2 separate regions of the Homo sapiens genome follow, and region 1 is linked to region 2. Evidence: chromatin loops called from intact Hi-C (ENCODE). Cell type or tissue: prostate gland. All regions are shown on one strand. Links, peaks and the distances in the headings refer to the core of each region. The heading gives the core; the rest is flanking DNA.

What was found. Peaks named below come from ENCODE experiments on the same cell type or tissue, not always from the same donor. Only the 100,000 strongest peaks of a DNase experiment are listed, where the experiment ranks them.
Region 1: it touches region 2 in a loop (2.5-fold over the local background); 2 of 110 quality-filtered maps call a loop at or near these places.

Annotation. Positions count from the first base shown.
Region 1 is chr2:29,466,863-29,483,052 of GRCh38, reverse strand. The region is part of intron 4 of ALK (ALK receptor tyrosine kinase); the gene reads left to right. It overlaps LOC105374389 (a long non-coding RNA gene), which reads left to right and starts at 7,676. Exons shown (of 2, transcript NR_136317.1): 1 at 7,676-7,699; 2 at 7,940-8,319. In prostate gland, for the core only: no CTCF peak of the experiment used is centred there; no DNase peak of the experiment used is centred there.
Region 2 is chr2:29,527,064-29,543,253 of GRCh38, reverse strand. ALK (ALK receptor tyrosine kinase) reads left to right here. Exons shown (of 29, transcript NM_004304.5): 4 at 11,138-11,339. Among named protein-coding and RNA genes, the nearest start is that of ALK, 390 kb to the left of the region's middle. In prostate gland, for the core only: no CTCF peak of the experiment used is centred there; no DNase peak of the experiment used is centred there.

The sequences.
Region 1 (16,190 bases), core at 6,794-9,293, 60 kb after region 2:
TTGGGTTTCCTATTCTAGAACACATGTTGCTCATTCAGTCTTCTCAGCCCAATAACTGCGTAGGAATAGCCTAGTAGAAGAAAAGCAGGCAGATCCAAGGCAGGGCTGTAAATCAAAGCATGCTGCCATTGGCACTCTCCATTATCTCCTTGCCTCCTATCGCCCCTTCATGCACACACTCTCTTGGGGAGCTTCCTACTGTGGATTTTAGTAATCCATGTAGTCGTCATGGAAGACTAAAGAACTTTCTTATCCAAAGACCAGGTCTCAGAGTTTCTCAGTTTTTGTTGTTGTTGTTGTTGTTGTTGTTATTGTTGTTTTTGCTCTCCTACGGCACTCTCCTGCTCTGTCATCAGCTAAAATACAAGACACTTTTAGTTCATTCCATTGTACCAACAATACTCACTTCTGTGCTGAGGACCCATAGGATACATGCCGTAAATAACTGAGGAAACCCTACCTACCTGACCTCACCTCACACCATTAGCTTGGTGCCTATTTAAAGCATCAGGTCACTTTTCCCAGGTGGTGCCAGCTGTCACACCTCTCTGCTAACCTCAACCTCTGTTCTTGCATACTAAGCCACCTAATTTGATACCTCCTCCCTCAGATGTAGGCATAGGCATCTTTCCCCCTCAGTTCTCCTTCACCTTGAAGAAGTGGGATTTATGCCCTCACTCCAAGTCCACTTTCATACACAGAATCCTAGAACTAGACACCAGAAATTCTTGCAGGCCAACCCTCTATTTTATGAAATTATGGCTCTAAACAGTAAAATAACTCCCCTGCTCATGGCACACTGTCCACTGGTGTATCCCATCCTGACCAGCTTGATCCTACCCCTAGCAATATCTCTGCAAGCCCAGAGAAAGCCTTGATGGCTCCAATGCTACTAGGGTTTTCATTCCCGGTACTGGTCTCAAACCAGGCCTTTCTTGAGGGAAGAGGCAGAATTTATTCAGAGGGATATACTACAGGTTTGCACTTTTCCCATTTGAGATCTGTGGTCACAAGGCAAGAAGGGACAGCCACAACTGGTTTGATTAGGTTTCCTCGTAGGTCCACTGCACTGATCATATTCTTTCTTTTAAGGAAGGCAGGACATCAGCCAATTAATCACCTTCTTTCTTTGTGGGAAGAATTGAGGCTTAAGAGCCTTTGAAAATCAAACAGAAAGTCATTCTGTTGCTGAGTTTTAAATATCACCTTGACCCTCTTTCCTGAATGTAAAGTAACCACTGTATCAATAGTCCTTCCTGTCACTTATCACTTTTCTGAGCAGGAGAGCTGTGAACCATGCAAAGAGAAAAATGACAGCTGGAGAGAGAAGTCCCAGAAAGCCATATTTAAGGTATACAAAGAGGAAAACTTTAAACTCAAAAACCATTAAAACTGAAAAGACTTTAGTGATGATGTGTTCAACACCAGTTTTTAGATGAAAAACTTGAGGCCTAGGGAAGAAGCTTTGCCAAAGTCGGAGATTCTAGAAACCTCAATGAAGACAGAGATGTAGAGTCTGACAGAAGCACATTAATCAGTTAAGGTAGGCCTTATCTATGCAATGTGTGCTGATAACATAATATGTATAAATTGAGTTTTGGTAAAATCAAATTAAATGTGAAGTGTATTATGGGAGCTTGTAGTTTCCAGGAATCTTATGATAAAGACTGAAAAATAATTGTCTTCCCTTCCACATTGCTCTTCTATTTTAAATCTAAATTTGTTTACAGGGGAGTTGCTTAAAGCCAAATATATTGGCAATTTAATGAATTCTTACCGTCAAGTTTGTTTTCTTACTAAGAGGAAAATGATGAAATGGTAAAATAGTTAAAGCACTGAACTACAAACCAGGATTCCAAGTGCTAGTCCAGATCTGCCATTACCAGCTGCATGGCTTGGGTGAATGACTGAAACTCCCTTGCTGTTCGAGAATAATCGCTCAGGTCTCGCGTTCACTAAATCTGAAGCTGGTCCTCAAACACAGGAGCATGGGCCCCCATTACAGGAATACACCCACGTGATATATGAGATGGTTCAAAGGATCATGCCGGATCTCTTTTCCTTGTTAGGGACTTTGCTCCAGTGGTCCCTGGACCAGCAACCTCGGCATTGCCTGGGAGCTCATTGGAAATGCAGAATCTTTGGCCTTGCCCAGACCTGGTGAATCAGAATCTGCAAGGTCTCTAAGAGATTCCTGTGCACATTTAAGCATTGAGAAGTGCTGGCTTAAATGATGGCTTTTTTTTTTTTTTTTTTTTTTTTAAGATGTCTGTTCCCTGAGCTTTCTGAGTTCCCACTTTTGCATCTGCCTGCGTGTTGCTGGAGAGTGCCTGTAGCCCCCGGCCTGAGCCAGCCAGCCCCACTTCTGCTTTCCTCCCTGCGTCTGACTGGCCTCTGCTCTTGACTGCTGTGTGAAGTGAGTGGGCAGATTGACTGACAACAGCAAGAAGTGTCAACTCATCCCTGGGGCAACGGGGCAATAAAAAGCAGAGACAAGAAATATAACAGACAATCACCTAGGACCATACACAGTTTAGAGATAAACAGTCCCATTTAACTCAGCAAACTCTGAAAAGATTCACACCTCTCCAAATGCCAGAAGAAATTATAATTTTCATTGTTTTTAAAATAATATTTTACTTTCAGTTATGAAATATTTTAGAGACATAGAAAATAATATCACAAATATTACAAACAGCTCCATCCCCACCACTTAGAATTAGCAGATATTAATATTTCACCCTATTTGCTTTGTTTTTCTTTCCTTTTTTTAAATAAATAAATCTAAAGCCTCGCCTCATCCTCCTTCAGCCTCACGTCACTCTGCTGAGGTTGCTGGTGTTATTCCACATGAGACTGTACTTTTCCTGTATACTATGTGTCCATACCATAGTCAATGCATATTCCTGTTTTTATCACACTGTATATCTCTTTTGCAACTTGTGTTTTTCACTCCACATTATGTTTTGGGGATTTTTCTGTGCTGAAATATACAAAGTCACATGTATTTTTAAAGCTGCTGTTTAGTATTTAGCTGAAAGAACAAAATGCCCAGGAACGGTTAGTTGAAGGGAGTGAGAAGGGCTGTTTAGGAAGAACAAACAACTTTGAGTTATGTGTCTGGTATATTTTAGGTCAAAGATTTCCTGTACCAGATTTCAAGACTCTCATGTCCTTTTCCCAGTCTGAACCTATCCTTTCCACCCCTGAGAAGAATGTTATCTTCCAGATCTTCCTAATTTTGCCAAGGTCACTGCCAGAGCAGAGGGCACCCACTCATCTGGGGGCGGTGGTAGGAGAGCAAAGGACCAGCCATCCCCAGACCCACAGCCAAGCTGCCCCATGTCCCCCTGTGTGACCCTGTGGTCTTCAATCAAATTGCCTGTGACTAGAGAAGGCTCAACTCCCTGAACCCAGCAATACATGAAGAAAATGCAAACACTTTATTGCTACAATTTATCCTAAAGGAGATTTGCAAAGCCACATGCTTGAGATTTATGGTGTGACATCCAGAGATTTCATGCACTGTATTTCTCATTTATGGGCTTCAATTTAGTTAAGAGAAAAGAAGCTTTCTAGAGCAAAACACCCTAAAGCTTTGGTAAGATAGGATATTTAATTAATTCCAAAATCACCAAGCGGGTGAAGAATGAGTTTCAGGCCTGTGTGTTCAAGCGTCCTCTGGGCCTGCTTGTTAGCTACCTCCTAGGTCTTGGCAACAGATCTGTGTATGAAGAAAGACTGAGGCTGTGGTTGAGGTCTCAGAACCTACTACTATCTCCTGCTGCCATCCCAGAAAGCTCAGGATAGGGTCTTTCCCCAGGGCAGTGTAGATCTGCCTGCTTCAGGGTGAGCCATCATTTCGGGGACATCACAGGAGATGGGAGATGTTCAGGGAACCCTGAGTGCTCCCAGGCTCTAGAGCTCTCTCTAACACACTCCCTTTCTCTCCAAGATGATCAGGCTGCCCAGTCTCACAATAGCGAAGACATCCTTTCTTTCATACCAGTCTAGGACCCTTTTATGAGGACACAGGATGTCATGGCAAGGCTTCATTAGACGGCATTCACTTAGGTCTAGGGTCCTATTCTTTGCAGGGCCAGAAACTAGATTTATTTCTGTGTTCCTGAAGCTAGTCAGTCTCTGGGGACATGTCTTAACAGTAACTGAATTCACAAGCCAGCTATGCTCCCACCCTCTGCACCTGCCCCTACCATTCCCACAAGCTGGGACACACTTGTTCTCCCTGACCTTTCCAAATCCTGCCTGCCCTTCAAAACCCAGCTTAAACACTGAGGTCCTCTTTGAAGCCTCTTCTCAGGCCACCCAGCCTTTGAGTGACCGCTTTCTTTGAATATGTCCATGCTCATCGTTGATACAGATCGGCATCAATCCTCAATCACCTGGCAGTGTAAACTGACTTGCGTATGCGTATGACTTATTCCTCGTCAGTCTGTAGGAGCCTTGAGAGCACAGCATGAGCTCATTACTTCAAAGCTCTTCTCAAGTTAAGTACAGGGTAAGGGAGTCATGGAAAGAAGGAGGAGTCGTGGAAAGAAGGCCACCAGGGAGGCAAGTCCTCCGCCTGTCCAAGGCTCTGTTTCCATATATGCCCAGTGATGGGAGCACTCACCCTACCTTTCCTGGAAGGGGCTTGTGTGGCTCATGGCAGACAATAGATGTGAAGGCTGTTCTGGGGCTGCAAAGCCCTTTATACGAAAGCAGGATCATTACAGTCCTGTGTATGGTAAAACATGGTTTGCTGATTGACTCTAACTGGAACATGGAGTGAGAGTTGTCCTCCCCCTAGAGATGAGAGGAGGGCAACATGGGCCATATTCATATGTATGTTTCCATTCACATGGGTGTTTGTATTCCTGTTCATATGTGTGATTATATCAATCCTCATATTTCTATCTGTTGGGTCTGGAGCCACAGGCAGCAAACCTGGGGAGCTTTGAGAAGCTGAGAGTGAGACAGTCTCTTCATTTTTTATGGATGGAGGAGCATACATCAAGAAGGACAGTGCTTTGCACAGCTCATCAATACTGAACTCAGACTCAGGAAAATAGTCTTTTTCTTTTTTGCTTAAAATCAACGTGTTATCTGCTGGCAGAAGTGCCTTCCTTGCTTCGCCTATAGGCTCCTACACAGCACCTCCAGCTAGAACCCAAGATTTCGGATTCTAAATCACATTCACATTCAGCTCTGATTTCCTGATTGCCACCTGGTGCTGGCCAGGGAAGCAATTTCCCCTAAGTCTTTTAGCCATATCTGAAGTCCCCACATTTCTTGTTGCCCCTGCCCACACAGAGCCTCCAGTTCCCTCGCATCCCTCTCCATCCCTCTGCCTGCTGTCACTGTACCTCTGAAACCAGCAGCCGGTTAGGATCTATCAGCTTGGGAACCACTGTGTCCCAGGACAAGAAGATCTGGGACCACTGAGAAGCCATCTGTTTAGTCCATGCCCTTTAAAATCTGGGACCAACTCTGGGTTATAAAGAATCATATAGCACCTCTGATAAAACATTCTGAACCTGAGGGTGGGGACTTCCTGACTTGCTTAGCTGGGAAGGAAAGAAAATCAACATCACTTGAATACATATGTGTGCCAAGAACTCCACTAAGCAATTTCATGGTTTCAATCTCAGTAAATCCTCACCACAACTAGAGAGCCAAGTGTTGCCATTTATTTTGTAATGTGGAATCTCAGAAAGCTTAAGTAAATGTGTCCCAGACCACACAGCTGGTATATAGCAAAGCCCCTTTCTCTTTAGCATGATGCTGCCTCTGGGTAGTGGGATGAGGGGGTACTGGCCATGTTAGTGATGATGATGTCCTTTCCAGGCTCTAGGACCCACTCAGACCTTCCACCCCAGGAAGTATCTCTTGGCTCCTATTCACGTGCCCAAATCTTACCCAGCCTGCACTGCTCAGCTCAACTCTCCCTCGTGGTTCACTTCTTCCTTTGCACACCACAGCCTTTCTAGCCTGGGTGTCCCTAGTCTACATCTGCACCTAGATCCTGCTGCTCCACCCCTTCGCATCAACTCTGTGTGGTCTATCAGGACATATGTGAATGAGGGTGAGGCGAGGTGCATGGTGATCTCCTTGAATCTGCTCCAGTGTCAACCAACGATAAAAGGGCAAGGTGATCAATACCCAGAGAGTCATTAGTAACAAATTCCTAGCTATACATCTCACAACTAATTTCTGCAGTGTGACATCACAGCAAGAAATGCTCCAGGATGGAATCGAACTCTCCACAAAGCCCAGGGCTCTTTTACACACCTAATCTGTCTCCCTGGTCTCTTCTCCCTGTCTTCCCTGGGCAGCCTCACACGCTCTGAGTCTCAGCCCATGCAGCACACTTCCCTGCATCCTCCTGTGCCTTGTCGGGGAAGCACAGCCCTCCTTCTCCACCGGGAAACTCCCCCGGGTCTCAGGGCTACTCACTCCCTCTTCTGTGCTTCTACCACCGACACCCTGTCTCTTGCAGGCACGGGGCCTGTGGGTACACGGAGTTTTTTTCCATATACCTAAACACATACCATGATTGTCTCTGGAGAGTGGGATTCTGTGTGTTTTTTATTTCCTTCTTGATATTTTGATTCATTTTCTATATTTTTCTATAATGTATCTTTCCTACAATTATCTTTACAAGTGGAAAAGAATGTTGGTGTTTAAAATGATTGTGGTAATTTTATGTCCCTACTGTACTGTAGGATCATCCAGGCCAGAAACTAGGCCTTGGTTTGATCTTCAGAGCTTAGTGCAGTGCCTAGAACCTAGAATGCGCTCATTGTATGTCAGATGCATGAAGGACTAGATGCATGCCTGCAGGCATGGGGAGGAGAGGGCAGCATTTGGGTTGGCAGCTAAAGGCTGGGTCTGAGCCGCAGCTTGTGTCTCCTCATCTGTAAAGTGAGCAACAAACCCTGGTGGTCCCAGCATCCTAAGTTGTTCTAGAGGGAGTCTCCTGACCACTCCCGCCCATAGGCAGCGCTGGAGGAGCAGGCTGCTCCCTGGCCTGAGTCTCTGCCCCACTGTCCCTGCCCCATCTGTCCGAAGCAGCCCCACACGGGAGGACCAAGAGACTTTCACTTCATTGCAGTTGTGAGACTCGATGTCACCGTTCTCATTTGCCGCCTGTCTGGGATTTTATAGACATGCTCTCTCTCTCTGTTTATTGTGATGGCAGTTTGCACAATTCCTCTTCAGGCACTCAGAGTCTTCCAAGCATGAAGCTCCCAGAGATGAATGAGCCTTTATCGGGGCCTCAGCGCTGTTCACTCAGTGGGAGCCAGCTGTGCTCTAGGCTGTCTTAAATTTCCAGCCACATTTTCCAAACCTTTGACTGAGAGGCCAGGACCAAAGGGAGATTGGCCCCAGGGGGTCGCCGATCTCTACATAGAGCTAGCAGGGGCTTAGCCACTCACTTCAGGGGAACAATGAGGATGGCGACAGCTGCCTCCCTCTAGTGTGGTCTGGGAGGGCCTGGAGATGCAGCCTCGTCCGGCGGGCCCGAGACTGTTCAGGAATGTTCTCCAGTGTGTGGACCTGGAGATTGAAGGATTCCCTTAGTGGAGGGAGGGATTCTGGGAAAAGATGGCGGGAGAGGCGGATTCTGCCACCTACGCCGTGTGACCTTGGGCAGGAGAGTTCACCTCTTGGGGCCTATTTCTTCCACAGTCAGATGGTAACTGTGTTACCTGAGGGGATGTGGAGTTGGGAGGAGACATTAAGTAAAGGGCAGTCTTCCTCTTTTGCTGCCCCCTTGAGCTCCCTGAGGCCTGAGGTCTTCCAGCGATGGTGGCTCTGGTTCAGCAAGGAAGGGGTTTCTCCAGGACAGGCTACAGGGCCTCTGACCTCGCCCACTGCCTTGCTTGGCCTTTCTTCTCCATTTTCCGCCCTCTCGAGTTGTCTGATGCTTCTGCAGGAAGTCAGCGGAAGGGCTCAGAGACTCATAGGGAAGATGAGTGAGTGGAGGAGATAAGAAGAAGGAATGCAGGAGCAGGGGGTACACAGGAGCCTGGCGGTTTCTTCTGCAGAAACTTCAAGGGGTTCCCTAACTCCTCTCTTCAAAGTGAACACCAGTGCCTGGGCCCTGACCAGCAGCAGGTGTGGCAGCCAGGCCCCGTCCAGCAAAGGCCTCGCAGTAGATAATTTGTTCAGGCTTTTGTGCTTCTATCTTGGCTTTTCAACTTGATCTGATGAACCACCCCTTGCTCCACCTCTCCCCCACTTATATCGCACTAGAAAATCAGCCTGAACTAAACCTCCCCAAATCCAACAGAATAAAAAATTAATTCACGAATACGTTTCTGTACTGCAGTTCTGTCTTGTGAAACACAGCATATTCCTGAATCCACAATTTTTTCCTAGAGGCAAAAAATTCAGATATTATTTCTGTAGAGTTAGTTACACAAGGTAACTGGAAATCTACATGTGATTTTAAATAGAGCACACAACTTTGGCGTTTGGAAAAATATCAAACCTCAGAATTAGGAAGTCATCCTTGTCACCATCAGCACAACCAGCCGTCGTTGCTATTTTTCCTTTTTTTAAGCTAGCTTTATGTTATAGAGCATACATACACTAAAACCACACGTCAGTGGATACATTTTTACAAAAGGAAATCATTCATGGAATTACCACTCGGACCAAGATGTGAAACACTTACCGGCAGGTAAGAAGCCATCTTATGCCCCCTCCCAGTCATTACAGTCCCTTAAAGATCATTACTATTTGACTTCTTTCCCTATAGATTAGATTTTCCTGTTTTTAAATTTTGTGTAACTTTATTTGATAGTATTAACTATTTTGTGTCTGTGAGATATTCCTGTTTAGTTGTATGTAGCAGTAATTCAATTTTGTTGTTGTTGCAGACTATTTCATTGTATAAACATACCACAATATATCCAGTGAATTAGGTTATCCTTATACTTGTCTTTTGGAGCATATATACATTTCTTTTGGATGTTTACTTAGGAGGGTAAAAATGTGTGTCTAGTCAGCTTTAGAAGATATTCTGGAACAGTTTGCCAAAGTAATTGTACCAACTTAACTCCTCCCAGCAATGTATTGAGAATGTGCTCCATAGTCTCAACAACTTGGTAGGGTCCATTTTTTGTTCGTTTGTTTGTTTTTAGCCATTCTGGTGGATAGGAAGTATTGTTTTTGTTTTTGTTTTTGTTTTGACAAAGTCTCACTCTGTCCCCCAGGCTGGAGTGCAATGGTGCAATTTTGGATCACTGCAACTTCTGCCTCCCAGATTCAAGCGATTCTCCTGCCTCAGCCTCCTGAGTAGCTGAGATTACAGGCTAATTTTTGTATTTTTTTTTTCAGTAGAGATGGGGCTTTGCCATGTTGGCCAGGCTGGTCTCAAACTCCTGCATTTCCCTGATGAGTAATGATTTTGAACACCTTTCATATGCTTATTGAATATTTCTTTTGTGAAGGTCCTGTGCAAGTCTTTTTACCCTTTTTTGTTGTATTGTTTGTATTTTTCTTAATGATTTTAGGGCTTCTTTATATATTACAGACAACAGTCCTTAAGATGTATACATTGTGAATATTGCAGATATTTTCTCCAAATCTGTGGCTTGCCTTTCCATTTACTGCTTTTTATATCCTATTCAAGAAATCTTTACTTACCTTGATATCATAAATATATTCTTCTATGTCATCTTCTAGAAACTTTATTGTTTTTCCTTTCACATTTAGGTCTATAATTCATTTAGCATTAAGTAGAGGTATAGGCTCATTTATGTTGAAAAGATTCTCCTTTCTCCACTGCATTGCAATGGCATCTTTGCTGTGAATCAGGTGGTTTTAAGAATAGGTTTGTTCCTGGACTTCATTCAGAGAAGACAAACTTCTCTGTTTGTCTATATTTGCACAAGTACCACACTGTTTTAAATACAGGAGCTTTATAATATGTCTTGATATCTGGTACTGTAAGTGCTCCAACTTTGTTCTTCAAGATCATCTTTGCCATGCTTTGCCTTTTGCATTTCTACGTGTATTTTAGAATCATCTCATAAATTGTCACACAGTACAAATACACACAATTCTGCTGAGATTTTGATTGGGATTAAGTTTAATCTACAGATTTGAGGAGACCTGACATTCTAACTATAGTGAGTCTTCCAGTCCTTAACACATGATAAATTTTCATTTATCAGATCTTCTTTAATTTCTCCAGGTAATTGTTTTTAGTTTTCTTTGTATTCTTGCCAATATTTCTTTAAACTTACTCTTTTGTGACTTTTAAGTGTTTTTATAAAAGTTATTTTTAAAGATTCATTTTTTCTTTTGTGACTAGTATTTAAAAATGTAATTTTTGTTGTATACAGTATTGACTGTGTATTCAAAAACCATGTTAAATTCACCTATTGATTCTAGTTGATCATTTTATTTTTTTTCCAAATGTGCCTTTTATTTCTTTTTCTTGCCTTATTGTATTGGCTAAGAGAACTAGTAAAATGTATGTTAGAAGTGGTAACAGGGAGCCTCATTGTCTTCTTCCTTAATTCAAAGGGAAAGCTTTCAATATTTCATCATTAAGTATGAAGTTAGCTGTAGGATATTCAGAGATACCATTTGTCAGATTGAGGAAGTTTCCTTCCGTTCCAGTTCCTACAATGGCATAAAAAATTTTCCCAAAACTCAGTGGCAAAGAACAACCATTTACTACACTCACAGATTTTGTGGATTGGGAATTTAGACAAGGTACAGTAAGAAAGGCTTGCCCCTGCTTCACAATGACTGGGGAGCTGGAAGACTTGAAGTTGAGGACATGGAATCATTTGAAAGCTTGTTTACTCACACTTCTGGTGGTTGATGCCAACAGTAGACTGGTGGCATCACTACTTGGGCCTCTCATATAGTCTCTCCATAGAGGCTAATTCAGGCTTTCTCATACCATGGTGAGTGGGTTCCCAGGGTGACCGTCCTGCAAGACAGCCAGGTGCCACCTGTGATCTTGCCTTGAAAGTCATCAACATCGGCTGGGTGCAGTGGCTCACGCCTGTAATCCCAGCACTTTGGGAGGCCACGGTGGGTGGATCACCTGAGGTCAGGAGTTTGAGGCCAGCCTGGCCAACATGGTAAAACCCCATCTCTACTAAAAACACAAAAAATTACCTGGATGTGGTGGGGACCACCTGTAATCCCAGCTACTCAGGAAGCTAAGGCAGGAGAATCACTTAAACCCAGGAGGTGGAGGTTGCAGTTAGCCAAGATTGTGCCATTCCACTTCAGTCTGGGCAACAAGAGTGAATGAAACTCTGTCTCAAAAAAAAAAAAAAGAAAAGAAAGTTATTTAGCATCATTGCCACTGCATTCTACTCTGCAAGTTCTGTGAGAGCATGTGGGAACGGAAATATTGCTGTGACCATATTTGGAAAATGCAGTCTGCCACAACTGCTATTCCTAGTGTGCTGAGGTTTTTCATCACGAATAGGTAATGAATGATATCAAATGCTTTTTCTGTATTTATCAAGACAACTGTATACTGCTTATTCTTTTTTCTATTAATATAGTGGGTTATATGGATTGAGTTTTGAGAATTAAACCAACCTTATATACTGGAATAAGCTCAACTTTTTGTGATGTATTACCTATTTGATATATAATTCATACCGATCTGTTAATACTTTGTCTAGAACTTTTGCATCTATGCTAATAAGAGAGATTGACCTGTAATTTTTCCTTCTTGTAGCCTTCTTAGATTTTGTTATCAAAGTTATGCTAACTTTATAAAACAAGACAGAAAATCTTTGTTTTTCTATCTTCTGCTAAGAGTTTGTGTGAAATTGGTTTTACTGCATCTTTAAATATTTGGAAGAACTCATTGATAAAGCCAACTTGGCCTGGAATATTCTCTGTAGAAAAGTATTTAATTATATATCCTATTAACATAATTAAAAGTATTTAATTTTGCATCCTGTTAACTGTGTATCCTACTTAATTGTGTATTCCATTAAAATATAGTTATATATTATTTTACTATGCTGTTCATGGTTACCCTAGTGACCATTAGAGTATATCTTAAATTAGTATGCTTGCCACTCCTGAACAAGGCAAGAACCTGATTACTTAAACTCCACTAGCCACCATCCTTTCTTTTATCCTTTTGTTGTCATGTATTTTACAGCTACACATATTTTACATATCTGAAGACACTATTATTATATTAATTAGCCAAAATTCATTTAAATATTTCCACGTATTTTCCCTTGCCATTGCTCTTTATTCCTTCTTCTATGACTGTTGCCTCCATTTGGGAAAAATTTCCTCTTGCTTCAAGAGCTTGCGTTAATATTTCTTTTAGTAAGGGTCTGCTGGCAAAAAAAAAAAAAAATTCAGCTGTTTTGTCTGAAATGTCTTATTTCACTTTGATTTTTGAAGAATATTCTCACTGGGTAAATAATTCTTGGCTGGCAGTCATTTTCTGCTAGCACTTTAAAGACATCACTCTGTTCTCTTTCGGCCTTCCTTGCCTCTGTTGAAGTCAGTTGTCAGTTTTATCAATGCTTGTTTGGAGGTAATGTGTCTTTTCCTCTCTGGCTATTTTAAAGATTTCCTTTCTGTCTTTGATTTTCAGCAGCTTTATTATGATGTGACTAGGCATAGTTTTCTTTACATTTATTCTATGTGGGACTCACAGAGAAGTTTGAAGTTTTTGTTAATTTTGAAAAATTGTCAGCCAGTATTTCTTCACATATTGCCTCTGTCCTTTCCCTCTTTCCTCTTGTCTGGGACTTCAAATTATATGTATTTTAGACCTTTTCATTGTGACTCACGTGTCTCTTGAATTCTTTTCTGTATATTCTGTCTTTTTTTTCTTCTTCCTATTATTCAATCAGGGCATTTTCTGTGAGTCTCTCTTCCAGTATCCTAATTTTCTGTTCTCTTGTGTCTAATCTACTGTTAAACTCATCTATTGAATTATTAATTCGTTATTGTATTTTTCACTTCTAGAATTTCCATTTGATTCTTATAAATTCCCGTTTTCTAATGAAATTCTTTATTGCTCATCTGTCTTCTTGAACATATTATAATTATTCTAAAGTCTATATTTGATAACTCCAATATCAGACTTCAAGGTCTGTTTTTATTTTTTTCCATTGCTTTTTATATTGGCTTTGGGTCATTTGGCTCTGTTTCCTGTCCTTTCTGGTAATATTTTATTGAATTCCAGAAGCTCTAAAGGTTGTTGTTCTTCAGAGAAGTTTCATTTTCTTTTGGCAGGCAGAAACCTTGATCCAATCAGGATTTGATGATTTAGGGCTGTGAAGTCTCAATGAATGACTAAATGACTGCATAGAATTGGCAGAAATCCACAACTTATTAAAAACTCGTTGGGAGGCTGGGGGATGATGAGTGGGAATTTTCAAGAAAGAAGAAGTCAAACCCTTTGTGGCTGGGAACTTCAATGTCAAGGAGGGGGATGGTGCCATTAAGAGAGCTACAGAAAGGGCCAAAGTTAGGAAAGAGTAAGGAGAGATTTCATGACCACAGAGGTGCAGCATGCCTGTGAAAAGATGCTGGGACTGAATGGGATTTTTATCTTTCTGAGAGAGAACACCCTGAAAGATGGACCTAAAAATAAATGCAAGTGGGCCCTTATCAAAACTAGTATCTGAAGACCACCTGCCACTTTCCTGTTAGATATTACTGTTGATGTCACTGGTTCTCAGCAATTGTCAAATTAGGGGCTCTGGGTATTGAGAAGGCAATTTGGCACAAGATAGTGGCTGGTGATCACTGATTTGGCTAATTCCTTACATTGACCCAACATGTCCACAGATGTGGAATGGTTCTGGAAACTCATCTTTTCATTATCTCATTGACCAGGTGCCTACTCCTCCACTCAGACTGCAAATAAGAGCAGCTTCCTTTAGGAAAGCTTCATAGTATGATCTTTACCCTCTCAGACCTCATTAGGGTTGACTATTTCCAAGACATATCAGCCTTCAGCCTGTGCCATTAGCCCATTTATGCCTAGTGTTCCATTATTGGAACACCAAGCATGTGAGTGTTATTTATATCCTACTGCTCAAGGTCATTGCCAAAGTCTGATTGCAAAAGTTCAAAAAATTGCAACCTCAGGCATAAATGGGTTATTGGTAAGGCAGTTACTGTAGTTCTTTGGTGTGCTAGTTCTTTTTTTTTTTTTTTTTTTTTTTTTTTGAGGCAGGGTCTCACTCTACTGCCCAGGCTAGAGTGCAGTGGTGTGATCATAGCTTACTGCAGCCTCAACCTCCCAGGCTCAAGCCAGCCTCCCACCTCAGCCTCCTGAGTGGCTGGGACCACAGGCACATGCTGCCATACCCAGCTACATTTTTTTTCAAATTTTTTGTAGAGAAAGGGTCTCACTATTTTGGCCAGTCTGGTCCTGAACCCCTGGGCTCAAACAATACACCATTCTTGGCCTCCCAGAGTGTTGGATTACAGGCATGAGCCACTGAGCTGAGCTGGCTATTCATTCTGAACCATGAACTTTTCATTTAGAAGGATTGAAAAGAGAAATGTATGTTCATGAACTTATTATGGGCTCATATCGCTAGCAAGCCAATATTCTTCAAATCTGTATCTCCATGGCTCCTCAACTTCACCCTAAAATATATTTATTAATCTCCCAAGTGCTCAGCATTGGTCTAGGTCAGCAGTTCTCATAATTTTTATCTCAGGACTCCTTTACACTATTAAAAATTATTGGCCAGGTGCATTGGCTCACGCCTGTAATCCCAGCACTTTGGGAGGCCGAGGTGGGTGGATCACTGTGTCAGGAGTTCAAGACCAGCCTGACCAACATGGTGAAACCCCATCTCTACTGAAAATACAAAAATTAGCTGGGTGTGGTGGCACGTGCCTGTAGTCCCAGCTACTTGGAAGGCTGAAGCAAGAGAATCACTTGAACCCGGTAGGCGCAGGTTGCAGTGAGCTGAGATCGTGCCACTACTCCAGCCTGGGCAACAGAGCAAGACTCTATCTCAAAAAAAAAAAAAATTATTGAGGACCCCAAAGAATTTTGTTCATGTGAGTTATATATATCGATTCTTATCATGTTGGATATTAAACAGAGAAATTTTAAAAATATTTACCTATTCATTTACAAATAATAATAAATATGTTACATAACAATATTGGTGTAAATAACCTATTTTAATAAACAGTAACCATATTTACCAAAACTAAAATAAATTTAGAGAGAAGAGTTGTTGTACATTTTTGCAAATCTCTCTAATGTCTAACTTGATAGAAGTCAGGTAGCCTCTGGAAAACTCTGTAATATACTCATGAGAGAGTGTGTGTAGAAAAGAAAAATGATATTTTAGTATTATTATGAGAAGAGCTTTAATCTTGAGGGTCCCTGAAAAGATCTCAGGGCCCCCGAGCCACACTTTGAGAGGAACTGGTCTAGTGGATAGGCTTTTATACCAGAAAGAATGAGCAGATTCCAAGCTCTGGTCTTAGAGCAGGCTCATTTCTTAAAATCATCCTTGTACCTTTTAAAACCAGAATTAATAGAGAATGTACTTGGACTCCATCAGATGGCAGAAAATGATAAACTAAGTGGAAAAGGAAGACTAATTGGCTTATGTAACTGAAAAATCTAAAATAGTGAAACTAGGCTTCAGGCTCTGAGGGCTTGTTCACTGCCATATTCCCAAGGCCAGCAACAGTGCCAAAAACATAGCAAATATTCAATATGTATCTTTTAATTAATTAAACAATAAATTAGTAACTGTTTTCAGGACTCTTTATCCTCAACTTGGCTTGCCATTTTTTTTTTTTTTTCTGTTATCAATAAGACTCTCCATAAGATTGCTCATTGGAAGCCCTGGTCAAACAAGGCTCTTGGTCCTCATGATCCCAAAACAAAAGTCATCCCTTCCTTCACACAGCATGTCAGTATCAGCCCTTCTTGGATCATGTGTCCAAGCTGTATCAACTATTGTATGTGAGGTGAATGGGTATTGCCAGCTTAGAAGGGGAGGAGGGGTGAAATTATTAACAGCCTTACCAGAAACAACTGGAGATGCGGCAGTTCCCAAAAAAGAAGAAATACTGATCACACATCACACAAAATTACAGATGTCCACTAAAGATATCATAATAACCCATCAACAAATGGCTTATCCAATCAAGTGTAAACACAAATTATCAGATGTAAAATA
Region 2 (16,190 bases), core at 7,139-9,638:
CATAGCAAGACAGCCTTTTCTTGCCATATGTTTCCTCCCCTCACCCTTCCATAATCTGCTGCCACCTCTCCCCAGGAGCTCCAAGCCTCTGTTCATTTCTGCATAGTATAAAAACTTCTGTCCTCTGGTCCTTCAAGTCTCATATTTTGTGTGGCTCCCATGCATTTGCACATAAATAAATTTATATGCTTTTTCTTCTGTTAAAAGAAGAAGAAAAGAGAAAAAGAAAGATCAATATATATAAAAAAAGCTGACCCCAGAGAAAACAAAGATAAATCAGATAACTAACAGAAGCTAACTTGAAAGATAAATCTCTTAAGAAAGATTCAAGATTAAGCATGGGGTAATTAAATTATCAGAGAAATAATAAAACAAGATTTGCTAGAGATGAAAGAGGCATGTGTTTTCTGATTGACAGAGGCCAGCAAATGCCACGGATAAATTTTTGTACAGATCTGTAGCTATATGCATTGCAAAATGCCACGGATGAATTTTTATCTAGATCCCTACCTAGATACAATGTATTGAAATTTTAGAACTTTAAAGTTAAAGAAAGATCCCAAAAGCTTCCAAATAGGAAAAACAGATCAATTACAAAGAAATTACAAATAAAACCAGCGTTAGACTTCTTCTTAGTAACACTGACACTAGAAAACGCTGAAACTAGGTCTTCAAATTTTTGAGGCAAAGTTTCTAATCTGCAAACCATAACCAGAAAAGCTACCAACCAAATGTAAAGATGAAATAAACATTTCAAATATTCAATGATTCACTAAGAAATTTCCCCCTGAAGAAGTTTCCTGAGGATGGTGGGACTAACATAAAAGTCCCAGTGAAAAGAAATTTCAGAATAATAGCTGTACCGTAGGCCCAGAAAGCAACTGATACAAATTAAAAGAGGAAATCAGTGTCTTCAAGACGAAGGGAGTAATTTTTTCAAGGAGTATATGGATGTGTTAGTGATATGGTAAAGAAGACAGATATAAAATAAATAGAAAAAAATCAGCTAGAAATTCCTGGAAAGACAAACTGAAAAAAAACAAAACAAAACAAAAACTGATTCTGTGGGGACCGAGGGAAAACTTTCCCTTTGCCCTCCCTCTGAAGGTTCATGGAAAAATTAACCCACAAAGGGCAGATTAATTGGAGAAAAAGCACACCAATTTATTAATGTGCACACAAAGGAAAGTCACAGAGTGATTAACCCACCCCTCAGTGGGATGCAGAAGCTTATTTGCCATCTTGAAGTTACAAAAAGAATGGGGACTTGGAGTATGGCCAAAACAGGTTATAGTTGCAAGACAGGTTATGGGAGGAAGGGAAGAGGAGGCTTGGCTAGCAATGGTGGTCTTGTTATGTAGATGAAATCTCACGGTAGCAGCTTTCAAATAGAATAAATAATAAATGTATTTTTCAGACTTTTAAAGGTATCAACCTCTCCGTTAATTTTTCCTAGCTCTGGACAAGGGAAGAGCTGGTTGCATCAGTGCAGATTTTCTACAGATGCAAATCTGCCCCACAAAAGACAGCTTTGCAGGAATACTTTTGTTTTCTGACTCTCCAAGCAGCCATTTGAAAATATGTCAAATAGATATAGTTTGGGGTAAAATATTTTTATTTCCTTCAGTCCCCACTTTGAAGCCTTAACAAGTTTCACATGTTTGGCCATGTGTGGTGGCTCACACCTGTAATCCCAGCACTTTGGGAAGCTAAGGCAGGTGGATCACTTGAGGTCAGGAGTTCAAGACCAGCCTGTTCAACATGGTGAAACCCCATCTCTAGTAAAAATACAAAAATTAGCTGGGTGTGGTAGTGAGCCTGTAATCCCACCTACTCAGGAGGCTGAGGCAGGAGAATTGCTTGAACCTTCATGGCAGAGGTTACAGTGAACTGAGATGGTGCCACTGCACTCCAGAGCAAGACTCTGTCTCGAACAAAAAATGTTTCACATATTAAAAGCCAAGTTGATAGCTTTGGAGAGGTTTGGGTTAGAGATTATTAGAGATAGACAAAAGAGTGGAAAACAAATTGGGATATGCAGAAAAGAATACATTTAAATATACCATCCCATCTCTCTTTAAATCAGTCTTTTAGTCCTGAGAATAGATCAGTTTGGTTAAACAGTTGTGTCCCATTCCAGGAGGTGGCATTGCAGGTAGGCTAGGCTCTATATATGATGCAGGCAAACAGATCATAAATAAAAGGTATTTCTATGGAAACAGGGAAAAAAGGCTAATGTCTGGAATAGTCTATAAACTACTTTTTTTTTAGAGTCTCTGAAGCATCTTCAGATTTCAGTGACAATCTGACACATATTTCTGGATTGTAGTTTGAATTGGGTGTTTAAACGAACTTTGTGAGTTCATGTATTACTGGCTGTTTATATATAATTTGCTGTGGTAATTTTTCTTGAAGGTTATTTAAGTGGCCTATCTTTAGTTTGCAGGGTTATAAGAAAAGCACAGTTTTAATTTCTAATAATTTCAAGTTAGAAAAATGGAAGAAAATTTGAAAATGTTATTTTTGGAGACTTGTAGCCAAGAAAGAAGTCAGGATTCAGTCTACATTGTGAGAAAATAATAAAAACTCAAAAATAATGGACAAGGCTGGAATCTCATAACAGAGTTATGAGGAGAAAAACCTATAGGGTTTTTTTTTTTTAAAAAAAAAAAACATAATTCTTCTCTTTAGTCCTTTATTTCTACCAAAGACAAATAATGGTATGACAAACTTATTTGCAAAATAAGTATTAGTTTGATAATATTTGGCCTGATTATTCATATAAAGCATAGCAAGAACGGTGATTGGTCATAGAGGCTCTTATAAGTTAGCTTTGTTGGAACTTTTTTACAAGGAATCTAAGATTAGACTTTTTAAAACCTCGAGGCTAGAAAGCCAAGCCAAGGATGTGCCACTTATCTATATCTGTAATACCTGTACAAATTGGGTGAATTTTTCCCTTCTCAAGGTCTTAAAATATCTTGAGGTTTCTGGGCCTGTCAGAAAGTGACATCTTTTACTTACCACAGGTCAGGAACCCTATAAAGAAACTGTGTAGAAAAGATATCAGGTCAGACTTTTTAAAGGGCTTCTTATCAGCTCAATAAAGCCAATCTAAATTCCTCAAAGCAGTCTGATCATATTTGAAAATATACCATTTCAGTCAAGGCCTTGGTAAAATAACCACTATATCCAATAACCACTATATCCACTATTAACTACTATATCCACTATTTTGTCCTACAAAAGAAAACAGATTCTAACTGAACTTGCGTAAATAACTATATTGCCATAAATTAAGAATACTCACAACTTTTCAAAATTCTGGAGAAATCAGGTAAAGAAAAAACTAAATGTTTTAATTTTGCTCACAAAACTATACTTTACCCAGTTGTTGTTGTAAGCTCTAAGTAGCTCAAAAGAAAAAGTTTTCTTAACTTTAGACAATAAAGCATAAAAAGAATCAACAATGTTTCAAACAAAAAGAAGTCATTAGAAATTATTTTAGTCCTTTATTAGTTCAGTCCCATGTAATTAATTCTTGTCCCACTTGATGTTGTGTTGGCAATTTTCATGAACACTTCAGATTATTAAAATTAGAGTCTTGAACTTTTTTTACCTAGTCGAATGATATGATCTACCCTGTGCTCAAGAGAACCTGTCAGAGTCCTTTCAATGAATTACCTTAAAGAGGAAGCAAATTTTGGACAGTAGCTGATTACAAACCTTTTTTTGAGAATAATCAAAGTAAAACAATAATTGTCTGTAGATTAAAGAAAGACAGAAATAGCTATACTTAAAGACACAACTGGCAATGAAATTTGGTTATTTTTGTGGCACACGACAATTTAACATAATAATCTTAATTATTGCTGATAACATATACCAAGACTTATTTCAAATATGAGACAAATTAAAATGTGCCACAATTTTGACAAGTAACAATGCAAGAGAGAGAATTCATTTGATCCTGATGCTGGAAATATATCCTGCTTGGAGTAGAATGCATTCTTGGATCTATAGAGAAGATTATAAATATAACCCTTATTCACTGCAGTGAGAAATATATAGCCATCAGTATAAAAGATCTGTTTATTGATTTTCCACACTTAGCATCAACCTATAAACAAAACACAAAATACTTAATCATTCTTACACAATCTTGACAAGGTAAAGGAAAAGTACAGCTGATTTGGGAGGGGGGTGTGGAAGAGAAAAAGTACAGGAAAGGGCAGGAAGACTAAATAGCCTCATCTTTATAGTGAGAAGAGTCAAGTGATACTGCCTGGAGCTGTTGGAAGAAGTCATAAATATATCACATAAAGTTAAAAACGTAAGGTGTAGAAGATAATTTTTAAAATCAAGAACATTTTAAAAATCAAGAATTATGAAAGAGATATTGTTATTTTTCTTATTGTCCTATCCATGTCTAAAGTTGTCACACCTGCAAGGAAAACTATGATTATAATATTTAGAATTATGAAGGCAGCAACCTAAAGAAGTTAGAAATCCTTAAAAAAAAATTTTCCAGTGTGTGGAATGTGGTCAGGTGGAGCAGAGGTTAGAGGCTGTTTTAAAAAAAATTATAAGCAATTCTGTACTATTTGATTCCTTGTCATGTGTATTAGTTCATGCTTGTGTCACTGTAAAGGAACACCTGAGTCTGGGTAACTTATAAAGAAAAGAGGTGTAATTGGCTCATGGTTCTGCAGGCTGTACTGGAAGCAAGGCAATGGCATCTGTTTCCTGAGTGAGGGCCTCAGGAAACTTACAATCATGACAGAAGGCAACAAGGAGCCAGCATGTCACATAGTGACAGCAAGAGCAAGTGAAAGAGAATGAGGAGGTCCCAGACTCTTTTAAACAACCAGATCTCACATAACTAACTGAGCAAGAACTCACTTATCACCAAGGGGGTTGTATTAAACCATTCATGAGGGATTTGCCCCCATGATCCAATCACCTCCCACCAGACTCCACCTCCAACATTGGGAATCACATTTCAACGTGAGATTTGGAGGGACAAACACATCCAAACCATATTATTTCACCCCTGCCCCCCCCAAATATCATGTCCTTACATTTCAAAATATGATTATGCCTTCACAATAGTTCCTCAAAAGTATTAACTCATTCCAATATTAACACAAATGTTCCATGTCCACAGTCCAAAGCCTCATGTGGGACTCACCTATGTGCCTATAAAATCAGAACAAGTAATTTACTTCTAAGATACGATGGTGGTACAGGCATTGGGTAAACATTCTTGTTCCAAAGTGGAGAAACTGACCAAAACAAAGGGGTAATAGGCATCACACAAGTGTGGAACACAGCAGGGCAGTCATTAAATCTTAAAGCTTCAAAATAATCTTCTTTGACACCATGTCCCACATCCAGGGCACGCTGCTGCAACGGGTAGGCTCCCAGGGCCTTAGGCAGCTCCACCCCTATGACTTTGCAGTGTGCGTCCTCCATGGCTGCTCCCACAGATTGGAGTTGAGTGTCTGCAGCTTTTCCATGCTGAGGCTTCAAGCTGCCAGTGTCTAGCTGCCAGTGTCTCTACCATTCTTGGATATAGAAGGCAGCAGCCCCCTTCCCACAGCTCCACTAGGAAGTGCCCCAGTGGGGACTCTGTGTAGAGGCTCCAACCCCGCATTTTCCCTTGATATGGACCTAGTAGAGTTTCTTTGCCAGGGCTCTGCCCCAGTGGTAGACTTCTGCCCATGCCTCCTATGGCATTTAGATGGGAGCTGCCAAGCCTTCTTCACTCTTGCATTCTGTGTGTCTGTAGGCTGAATACCACATGGAAGCATGGCTTATGTTATCCAAAGTGGTGTCTGGAGCCGTACCTGGGCCCTTTTGAGCCATGGCTAGAGCTGGTACAGCCAGAATGTAAGGAGCAGTGTCATGAGGCTGAGCAGGGCAACAGCACCCTGGGCCTGGCCCCTGAAACCATTCTTGCCTCTTAGCCTCTTAGGCCTCTGAGCCTGTGATCAGAGGGGCTGTCCCAAATAGTTTTGAAATGCCCTTGCGATCTTTTTTTTATTGTCTTGGATATTAGCCCTTGGCTCCCTTTTAGTCATGCTATTCGCTTAGCGAGTTGCTCCACAGGCCACTTGAATTCCTCCCCTGAAAAAGTTCTTTTCCTTTCTACTACCTGAGTAGTCTGCAAATTTTCCAAACCCTTACGCTCTGCTTTCCTTTTAAATATAAGTTTCAAGTTTGTCATTTCTTTGCTCCCATATCTGATCATAGACTGTTAGAAGCAGCTAGACCACTCATGAACACTCTGCTACTGAGAAATTTCTTCTGCCACATACCCTAAGTTATCACTCTTAAGTTCAACCTTCCACAGATCCCTAAGGCATGAACATGAATGCAGCCCAATTATTTGCTGAGGTGTAACACAGGTTACCTTTATTCCAGTTTTCAATAACTTTTTTATTTCCATTTGATACTTCCTTAGCTTTGTCTTCACTGTCCATATTTCTATCAGCATTTTGGTCAAAACTATTTAATTAGTCTCTAAGAAGTTCCAAACTTTCCCTCGTCTTCCTGTCTTGTGAGCTTCTCCCGCCCAAATTCCTCCAACCCCTGCCCGTTACTCAGTTCCAAAGTTACTTCTATATTTTCAGGTATTTTTATAGCAAAACACCACTCATTGGTGCCAATTTTCTGTATTAGTCCATGCTTGTGTCACTGTAAAGGAATACCTAAGGCTGGGTAATTTATAAAGAAAAGAGATTTAATTGGCTCATGGTTCTGCAGGCTGTACTGGAAGCATGGCAATGACATCTGTTTCTAGTGAGGGCCTCAGGAAGCTTGCAATCATGGCAGAAGGCAACAAGGAACCAGCATGCCACATGGTGAGAGTGAGAGCGAGAGAGAAAGGAGGGGAGGTCCTAGACTCTTTTAAATAACCAGATCTCACATAACTGAGTAAGAACTCACATATACCAAGGGGATGGAGCTAAACCATTCATGAGGGATCTGCCCCCATGATCCAGTCACCTCCCACCAGGCCTCACCTCCAACACTGGGAATCATATTTGAACATGAGATTTGGAGGAACAAACACAACCAAACTACATCACCATGTTACCATCATATCAATTTGATTTTTAGGATCATTGAGTACCTACCATGTGGCAAGCATTGTGTTGCATACCAGACATTTAGAGGTGGTAGCAGCCTTATAGCAGAAGCATCTAAGAAACAAATGATGCTAGTACAGGAGCCCTTCCTAGGGATGTATGTGTGTAAATCGGGAGAGAGGAAGGCAGGGCAGGGAACCACAGCTTACTTCCTTACATCTTAGCGGGAAAGTTCATGGAGTATTTGGCCAATCGATTAAAACTGTTGGTATATAACCCTCAGAGAGGTGAATTATGAGAAGAAGAGTTTAGGACTTGGGGGCTTGGAGACTTGACTCAATTTCTTTAGATTAATAATATTCTAGGCAGGCAGATAGAATTACTGACAGTTTGGGGCTGTAAGAATCCTTAGAGAGACTGTATCCAACACTTCATTTTACCAAGGAAGGTTGGTAGTAGCAGAGCTACTCCAGTTTAGTCCTTCTGATTCCAGGTTTAGTCCTAGATCAAAGGAATTCCAGACTAAGACACCTGTCAACACAGGGAACTGATTTTTATTACATACCTACCTTGAGCAGGCACAGTACTGCCTACTTGATTCATGTTATTTAATTTAATCTTCACAACAGCCATATGAGGTAGGCTCTGCCCATATTAAATTTGAGCAAATTAATATTTAAAGTGTTTAAATAATTTGTCTAAGGTCAATAACTGAACAGATACAAAAGAGTTTGACCTCTAAGTTCATGACCCTTGGGTTTTGGCCCATAATGTGAGCCCTGCTGGTTGAGATGAGAGCAGCACATTCCTACACTGGTGACCAGAGGTAAAAATAAAAATCATTTCATATTTAATCATTAAACATATCAACAAGATGCATAATAAAAGAAACATGGTTGTGGCGCTGTATGAGCAGAGCTCTTTGATCTGCCTCTCCACACCCCCATGGCCACACTGGGTGAAGGTCTGTGTGCTGCTAGACCATCCTTCTTAGTTAGAAAGGACCCCAGGAGACTTTGCCTAGCCCCAAGCTATCCTGAGCAAAATAAATAGAAACCAAAAAGAGAGAGAGGAGAGATAAATTCTTACTGACTTTAAAAGATTTATACTGACAATATCCCAAGGAGCTTATGAAATGTATTTTTTCCCTTATTTTTGGTAGAGGAAAGCTGCTGATGAAGAGATAGCTCTCAACTATAGAGTTCCATTGAGAGTGAAAATAAGCTCAGTCGCTTATTGATAGTCCGGTTGCAGAAAATAAGATTCATATAAACATCATCTCACATATTAGAACTGGAAAAATCTTCCAGTCAGCTTTGAAAGGGTTCCATTATTGAGGTGCCAAATTTCGGGGACAGAATTTACATGCATGGCCACACCCAAGGGTGGAGAGGAGCAGTGACACAGAAAGAGCCCCTAGTCCAATACCTCAACACCTTCAGCTGGATTTTTGAGCTTCTCATGCATGTGCACATGTGCATAGCAGTAATCTTCCTGAGAAGAATGGAGATACTTTCTTTATTTTGCCCCCATTCTTCCCTTCAGTAGCTCAGAAAACTCCTGGTTTCTACTCAACATTCTGCCAACCTGAGAACATCAGAGAATGGTCTCAGACCAGGACACAGTTGCTGCTGCTCCCTTATGTGTAAATTATTATTGGACATGGGACTGTCTTCATCCTAACCCCAGGCCATACCCCCAAAGAGTCTGGAGCAAGACTCTGTCCCCAGAGATACTTCCAGGGTCCTCACGTGCTCTGCACAGATACACACTACCCTAGTACTGGAAACCCCAGTCATCCACCCTCAACACATTGCCTTTGCTTACAACAGTAATATAGCAAACACTTCGAATTTGCATTTAGTCACATTCTTGCCCTTGTGTGGACTTGTGGTGCAAGATGAGGTTGGGTCAATATTAATTCCCTCTTGCCCCCACCATAACAGATCAGTTCTCCTGCTGCACCACTCTGATGGTGCCACTCACCTGCTCAAAATATCTGGCTCTCTATTATCCACAAAATGAAGCTGGAAATCTTCAGCCAAGAAGCAATGCTCTCTGTGGTCTGGTTACACCTCCTATCTCCCTGGCCCTCCTTATTTCTCAGTCTTCTCTCCAGTGTCCTACTCTGCAGCCAAACATCATCTACCTTTGTCCTGACTCCTCTTCCCTTCAACTTTTGCACAGTCCATTCTGCCAGTATCTTTGTTTTTCTCTCCCTGTAAGACCTGGCTCAAGGGTCTTCCTCTTTACGGATCTTCCCACCTGGACCTCCTGTCTCCTCCTTCCTGAAGGCTCCCAACATGTTTTGCCTGGATGTGTGTCTGACTTTATGACCTCTATTTGTGCTGATAGTTCTTGCAGACATCTGTGCACCCCTGCCAGACCTGGAGTTCCTTGAAGGCCACAACTGTGTCTGTCACATCTATGTCCTCAGGGCAGAGCCAGTGCTTGGATGTTTGCTCAAAATAGGCATCCATTAAATGGAATCTGAGGGCAGAAAGGAGTAAGGAAGGGACCGAATAAATGGATTTGGTCTGGTGTCCATGTGCCTCTCATTCCCCTTCCTGCCCCTCTGACTTCCAAAGCTATACATCCTGGCCACAAGTTACCTTGGCCATGTTTTAGGCTGAAGTACACAGTGGGCCAGTGAAAAAGAAACAAGGAGAAGAGTACTGCTTAGAAGTCCAGAAATCTGGAGTATGGTCTTAACTTTCAAACTAAGACTTTGGACAAGTCATTTCCCTATCTGGATCTCCAGTCTGCTTCCCTAGGAAAGCAAGAGGACTGAATTAGATGATCTTCCCAATTCTTTGTCTTTGGTTCTAATCCCTTTTCTTTTCCTCTGTGCCCATGATAAGAACATTTCCTCTGCTGCAAAATACTGTCATAATGTAGATTATTTATGACAGTTGTAGATCACTTTTCTTATATGCCATGCTGAAGCTTCCCAACAAGTACAGAGGGTTCACGTTCTCGATCCAGCTCAGACACGGTCTTATGCTTCATCCTGATTTTAACCAGAAGTCGCTTTTACTTACTTTAAGAAAGTTGGAAACCTCCAATTCCTGGAACAACACCTTCCTTTTGAGTAATGCTTTGCCTTGGTAGGAATCCCCCTCTTTTATCTGCACCATTGTTTATTGCAGGCTGCTAGTTTATTTGCCTATTTGGGAAACTGGGTTATCTGCAGAAGGAGACCTTGGAAGTGCCAGGAGTAGTTTAAGAAGACTGAGTACTCATTAGCTGCTTCCCACTGTGGAAGTCAGGGATCTTGTTGAAACAGATTTCTACTGCAAAAGGAGCAGCATCTAATGGCCCAAAACTTCAAAGCAGAAGTGAGCAAGTAAAATTAATGTATCAGAAGGAATGCCTGGAACAATATAATGGTGGTGTGCTTTTACACTGACAGTAATCCCCATGAATGTAGGTTTCTCGCAGGTCATTTGGCCTGTGCTACTGGAATCAAGATTGGCTTGCTCCAGAGGGAAACTCTGCCATGGGCACAACAACAGGGGAGATTTGTAGGGCTTTTTCTGTGGAGACCAGTTGCAAGTTCACATGACTCATAGGCTCAAGAGCTGAAATGAACATTAAGAGATTATTGAGTTCAGCCAACCCTCTCACCCCATTTTACAAGGGAGGAAACTGAAACCTAAGAAAGTTAATGCTTTTCCAAAGATCATTCAACTAGTAAGGGAAGGAACAAGAGTCTTTTGAAATAGATGTTTTTATTCCTGTTTTGCAGATGAAAAATCGAAGGCTCTAGGACACAGAAGTAGGAAGTAGGGGAGCTAAGGTTCGAACCTTGGTCTGCCTGATTATAAGGCCTATGTCTCCAGCCACTGTCCACCTGCATCAGGCTATACTATTTACAAAGAAAATCTAAGAATGGAGGAAGAAGGCTGGGTGCATGCAGAGAAGGAGATAATGGCCTCCAGTATCTCTGATTTTGATGCCATTTGTCTCTAAGTCTTGCCACAGAGCTACTGCTGGTCTTACCTGAACACATCTGCAGATTCGTTTTCCCTGTCTCTTTCCAGGCTCCTTTCTCCTTCTCAACACCTCAGCTGACTCCAAGCACACCATCCTGAGTCCGTGGATGAGGAGCAGCAGTGAGCACTGCACACTGGCCGTCTCGGTGCACAGGCACCTGCAGCCCTCTGGAAGGTACATTGCCCAGCTGCTGCCCCACAACGAGGCTGCAAGAGAGATCCTCCTGATGCCCACTCCAGGGAAGCATGGGTAAGTACTTCTCCATGTCCAAAATTGATTTTATACCAGGTGATTTGGCTTTTGGTTACACATTTCCAGAGTCTGTGACATCTACTTACAAACTCATGATTGTCCTTTAATCGGTAGGTCCAGGTTGAGCAATTACTACTAATATCCCTTAGGTAGTGTCTTGGGTACTGATTTGTGGGTCCCTCTGACTTCCCTGGCTAGTGGCCCTTCCAGAAGCCAGAGGACCAGCTGCCAGAGTGGGGATTTCATGAGTGGGTGTTAAAGATGTTCATTTCCCAAAGTTCAGATACAGCCAAGAAGAAAACAGTCAAAGAAATGTTAAAAGGCCAGAATGAAAGTAATTTAATATGGTAGAAACTGGGTTTTACCAGCAGAAGTTGGGCAGGAAGGGAAAGGACAAAGTACTTTGGCCATCCAAGCGGGTTCTATGGGAGTTTGGTACCCCAGAGCAGGATTAGTCATGGATACTACGCCAATGTAATTCAGTAGAGATTGGAACAGAGCTTTGTGCTACAACCACCAAGACATATGACAGTGGAATCCTCTAAGCTTTCTGGAGATACTTGCTTACTCAGTGATCCATCAGGCCTCTGCGGTAGTGACATTGGAAAGCAAACTTAAACTAGGGCACTTCTGTGCCTGGCTTTTGTTTTTCCATTCCATAAGTATAAATACCATCCTATGACCTCAGCGTTGAGGGACCCCAGATCTGATTACTTTAGCAACAAGGATCCTTCTTTGTGACTTGTTTACAGGAGAAAAAGCCCAACTGTCTAGCTATGCTTAGACTTGGCTTCCTTCTAAGAGAATACCTTTTCAGAAGGGTCCCACCTGAACGATAACTGTTACCCATTGTCCATCCCCATGGTGTGCAGGGGAGAGATCCTGCCTGTTGCTTTGGCAATAAGGCTGAATGGCCTCCTTCGTAATTTCTTGAAAGTCTTCTCCCCACTCCCAGCCATTAACCCATCTGTATTTAGTTGCACTTAGAAGGACTACAAGCTGCTGCAGTCTCATCAGGAATGAAATCTTGACATCAAAAAGAATGCTCTCCCCATTCCTAAACTCATATCCATCTTCTTGCCTCTGAAATGCCTCTCTGGGCTGGCTGAGAAGGTCCCAGCTACCAAGGACTCTTGCTCTATTCACCAGATATCAGTGTGGCATAGCAGGTGTCTGGGCTGCCCCTTGTTTGGGACCAGCTATCTTCTGGCACCAAGCCTCCCTCCAGCACGGCTTCTCTTTCCAGTAAGAAGCCTGGATGGGAAGACTTCTTATCTGAGGGCAGGGCTATGTGCCATCCTATAGGTATTTGCCCAGCCTCATATTCTGAGAGCTGCATATTCTGACTTATCACTCTCAACATTCCTTCCTTCCCTACCAGGACTGGCAGAGACCAGGGAGTGCTGCTTGAGGCTTCTGAGCCCTCAGGCATCAGTCCATTGTGGTGCTGGTGGCGGGTGGGAGGATTCACTGATGTGGCTGGGAGAGGTGGAGTTGGAGTCTGAGAATACCCATGAGTGTGAGAAAAGGTGCCAGAGGGGTTTCAGCACTTCTTGTGTGGCCTGGCCTGTTTCCCTGTGTAGCATAGTCAGGAAAATAACTCCTCGGGTATGACTGGCCATAGGGCCTTGCAAATAGTTTTTCCCTCTTTACCTTTCTATGCTCATATAGGAAGTCAATTCTCATTTAAAAGAGGAGAAAACTGAGGCAGAGAGAGGAAATAGGAAGTGATGTGGTCCAAACTGGACTCTTTCCAGGAGACCTGAAGCCTCTTAGGGAGAAAGGGTGGAGTTGGGAAAGAGAAAGGGAAATATGAAAGAATCTTGCAAAAAAAAAAAAAAAAAAAAAAGAGCGATTATTTTGATTATTTGATCCTTCAAGACAAATGAGCCCTGGGACTTGCCATGTCAGTGCCTTCAGGGGCAGCCTTCCCTCCACATGATGCCATGGTCACCTGCCTCAACGTCCACCTGGCCACCCAACTTATCCTCTTCCCAAGGCAATGCCTCCATCACCAGAGGAGCTGCTCTGTCCTCTGGAGGGTGTGAGTTGAGCAGGAGAGAGGAATTGGGACTGAGCTGAGGCAAATTCAGTGACTTGATGGCTTTGTCTGGGGCAGAGTTTAGTGATGAGCTGGAGTGATTCCAGATTTAAAGATGCCTGGACCAGCCTCCTCACCTCCCATGAGATCTGTGTGGTGAGGGTAGAAGGTGGCAGCAGAAAGGACAATCAATGGACCATCCACTGCAGCGCAGAGCTACTCTTGTGGGTGCCTTGGCCAGCTGCAAGGAACAGGGCATTTGCCCAGCAAATCAAAACTTGCCCAGCTTTGCACTGTTCAGAGTTTGGGATCACAAAGGATGGAGATTTGCCTGCTCTCTGATTATGGGGTCGCTGCTAGTCTCAAGAATCTTTGGATTTGCAGTACTCAGCAGTTTGCCTTGCCGAAAGCTTGCTCTGTTTAATGTCAGAGATGACCTCACTAGCATAGTGCTCAGAGCAGCGAGGGGGACACAGTGATATCCTGGTGATGTTGAATGTGATGATTACGAATGGGGCTGGCTTCCTCTCATAACAGGAGACGGTGGTTTGGGGACCACTATTTGGAAAACAACATTCCGTGTTTGTAGTAACGAGGGAGGAAGTTGTAATAATAAAGTCGGCTGGGGAGAGCCTGACTCAGAGGAGTGGGCTGAGGAATGACAAGTCAGACGCCACCAAGTTCCCCGGAAACCACTGTGTCGTGAGCAGGTGGTGCCGGCTGTCGTGCACGGGTGGGGCAGGAGCAGCAGACTGGTTGGAAGCACCCGGAGGCAGAAGGCAGGGGAAAGGCAGTTGGAGAAGCACAGCAGCTGCTGCCTTCCTGGTTGCCTGGAAAGCAGCAGAGTATATGAGGTCTAATGAATCACAGAGCATGAGTGGCCACGTTGGCCAAGGCTGCCGGGCTTTGGCTGGAGTCTCGCAGGGGACAGACAGATGAGTGCCCAGCCTGCTCATCTGCATGGCCAGAATGACCAGAGAAGCAAGGAAGCAGAGAAATAGGGGCTACCAAACAGCCTAGGCCCGGCTGATCACAGAGTCACATAGGCATAGGACATCTTAGCTAGAAATTAGTGGCCATAAAGTCCCCATGAACTGAATGAATAGGATAATACTTATGTAAAATGGTGAGCTGTGAAATGGCATATGGAAAATGGCTCGCACAGTGCCTGGCTATCATTGGCACTAATAAGTGCTAGGTCCTTTTGGGTTCAAACATTCATCTCACCATCATGGATTGAGTGCCTCTTGTGTGGCAGGTGCCAAAGATGACACAGCCAAAGACAACAAGGTCACAGCTTTCAAGGAACATCTAGTCCAGTAAGGAAGACACAAGCAGAATAGCAACAGCACATGCTTATGTGAATGTTTTAAAATTGAGGCTCGTATTATTAAGAGGCTGAGCTAAGATCGCTAGTGGCAGATCCAGCAGAAGCAGCCGGCTAGGGAGCCACCCACTGCACCACACTGCCATTCTGATGTGTCTCAGAAGATCAATCCAGCAGCAATTGTCTGTGTAAAATTGGTCCTCTCCCGGATGCAAGAACGCAAGCTTGATGGTGGGTGGCGTGTAGGGCTATAGGAGACACTCTCCAGGGCTCCTACCCAGAAGGCCACCTCGTGTCTTGTTTCCTTTCGAAGCACATGACTTTTTCCCACAGCAGCGGGTATCTGGGGACTTTATTATGTATGACCAGAACTACACAGTGTGTGGAGGGAAGAATTGGGCCTCAAGGGGATAGAAGTTGCCAATCATTTGGATTACTAATACTTGAAAAGATATTTTAAACCGGAAGTCGTTGAGGAAACTCAGGCTTGAGCCAAGATAAGCTGTCAGGGCATTTTAAAGCACAAATAAGCCTCAGTCCAGAGGGTGGTGGTGAATTGAAATTCTCAGCACAAAGCCTTGCCTTTCTGCAGGACCTCAACCCCTAGACCCGGAAGATACGGGAGTCTAACCTCCTCCCCTTTCCATGTTGGTTTCCTGATGGGGAACATGAAGCCCAGGCGGGTGATGTGATGTAATGTGACGTGATGAAGGTCAAACTGCAGGCTCAGACCCGGCACAATGGCTCACACCTGTAATCCCAGCACTTTGGGAGACCAAGGCGGGAGGATCACTTGGGGCCAGGAGTTCAAGACCAGCCTGGGCAACATAGCGAGACCCCCAACCTCTACAAAAAAAATATATTTTTAGTTAGCCAGGCATGGTGGTACATGCCTGTAATCCCAGCTATTCATGAGGCTGAGGCAGGAGGCTTGCTTGAGCCCAAGAGGTTGAGGCTGCAGTAAACTGTGATCATGCCACTGCACTCCAGCCTGGGTGACAGAGCAAGACCCTGTCTCAAAAAAACAAACTAAGAAACAAAACTGCCTGCTCGTGGCAAAGCCAGGACTCATCTCCACAGTGGCACCCTGGAAAGGTCTGTTTCCCAGCTGCCCAGCTGCATCAGGAAACCCTCAAACTCACTGCCCTTAGATTAAAATCTGCAGCCACCCTCCCCAAGTGAAGAAAAATTTGCATTCATGCTGGGTACCCACACAGCTGCCGCGCTTACTTAAGGCAGTCAGTTCTGACCAAAGATCCCAGCTTTAAAACCAGTAGCAATCCTAATAGGAAATGTGCCAAGGTAATTTAACTCAAAAAGATATTGATTTGTGGCCATCAGGAGGTATGGTTTCAATCCTGATTCCACCGCTAATTTGCAGCATGGTTATGGACAACCACAGTATTGCCCAGCCGTAGCTTCTTACCTTCTAAAGTGGAAGCTCTGGTTGCCCTCTGCTCCCCTCTTCTGTCCTGGCAAT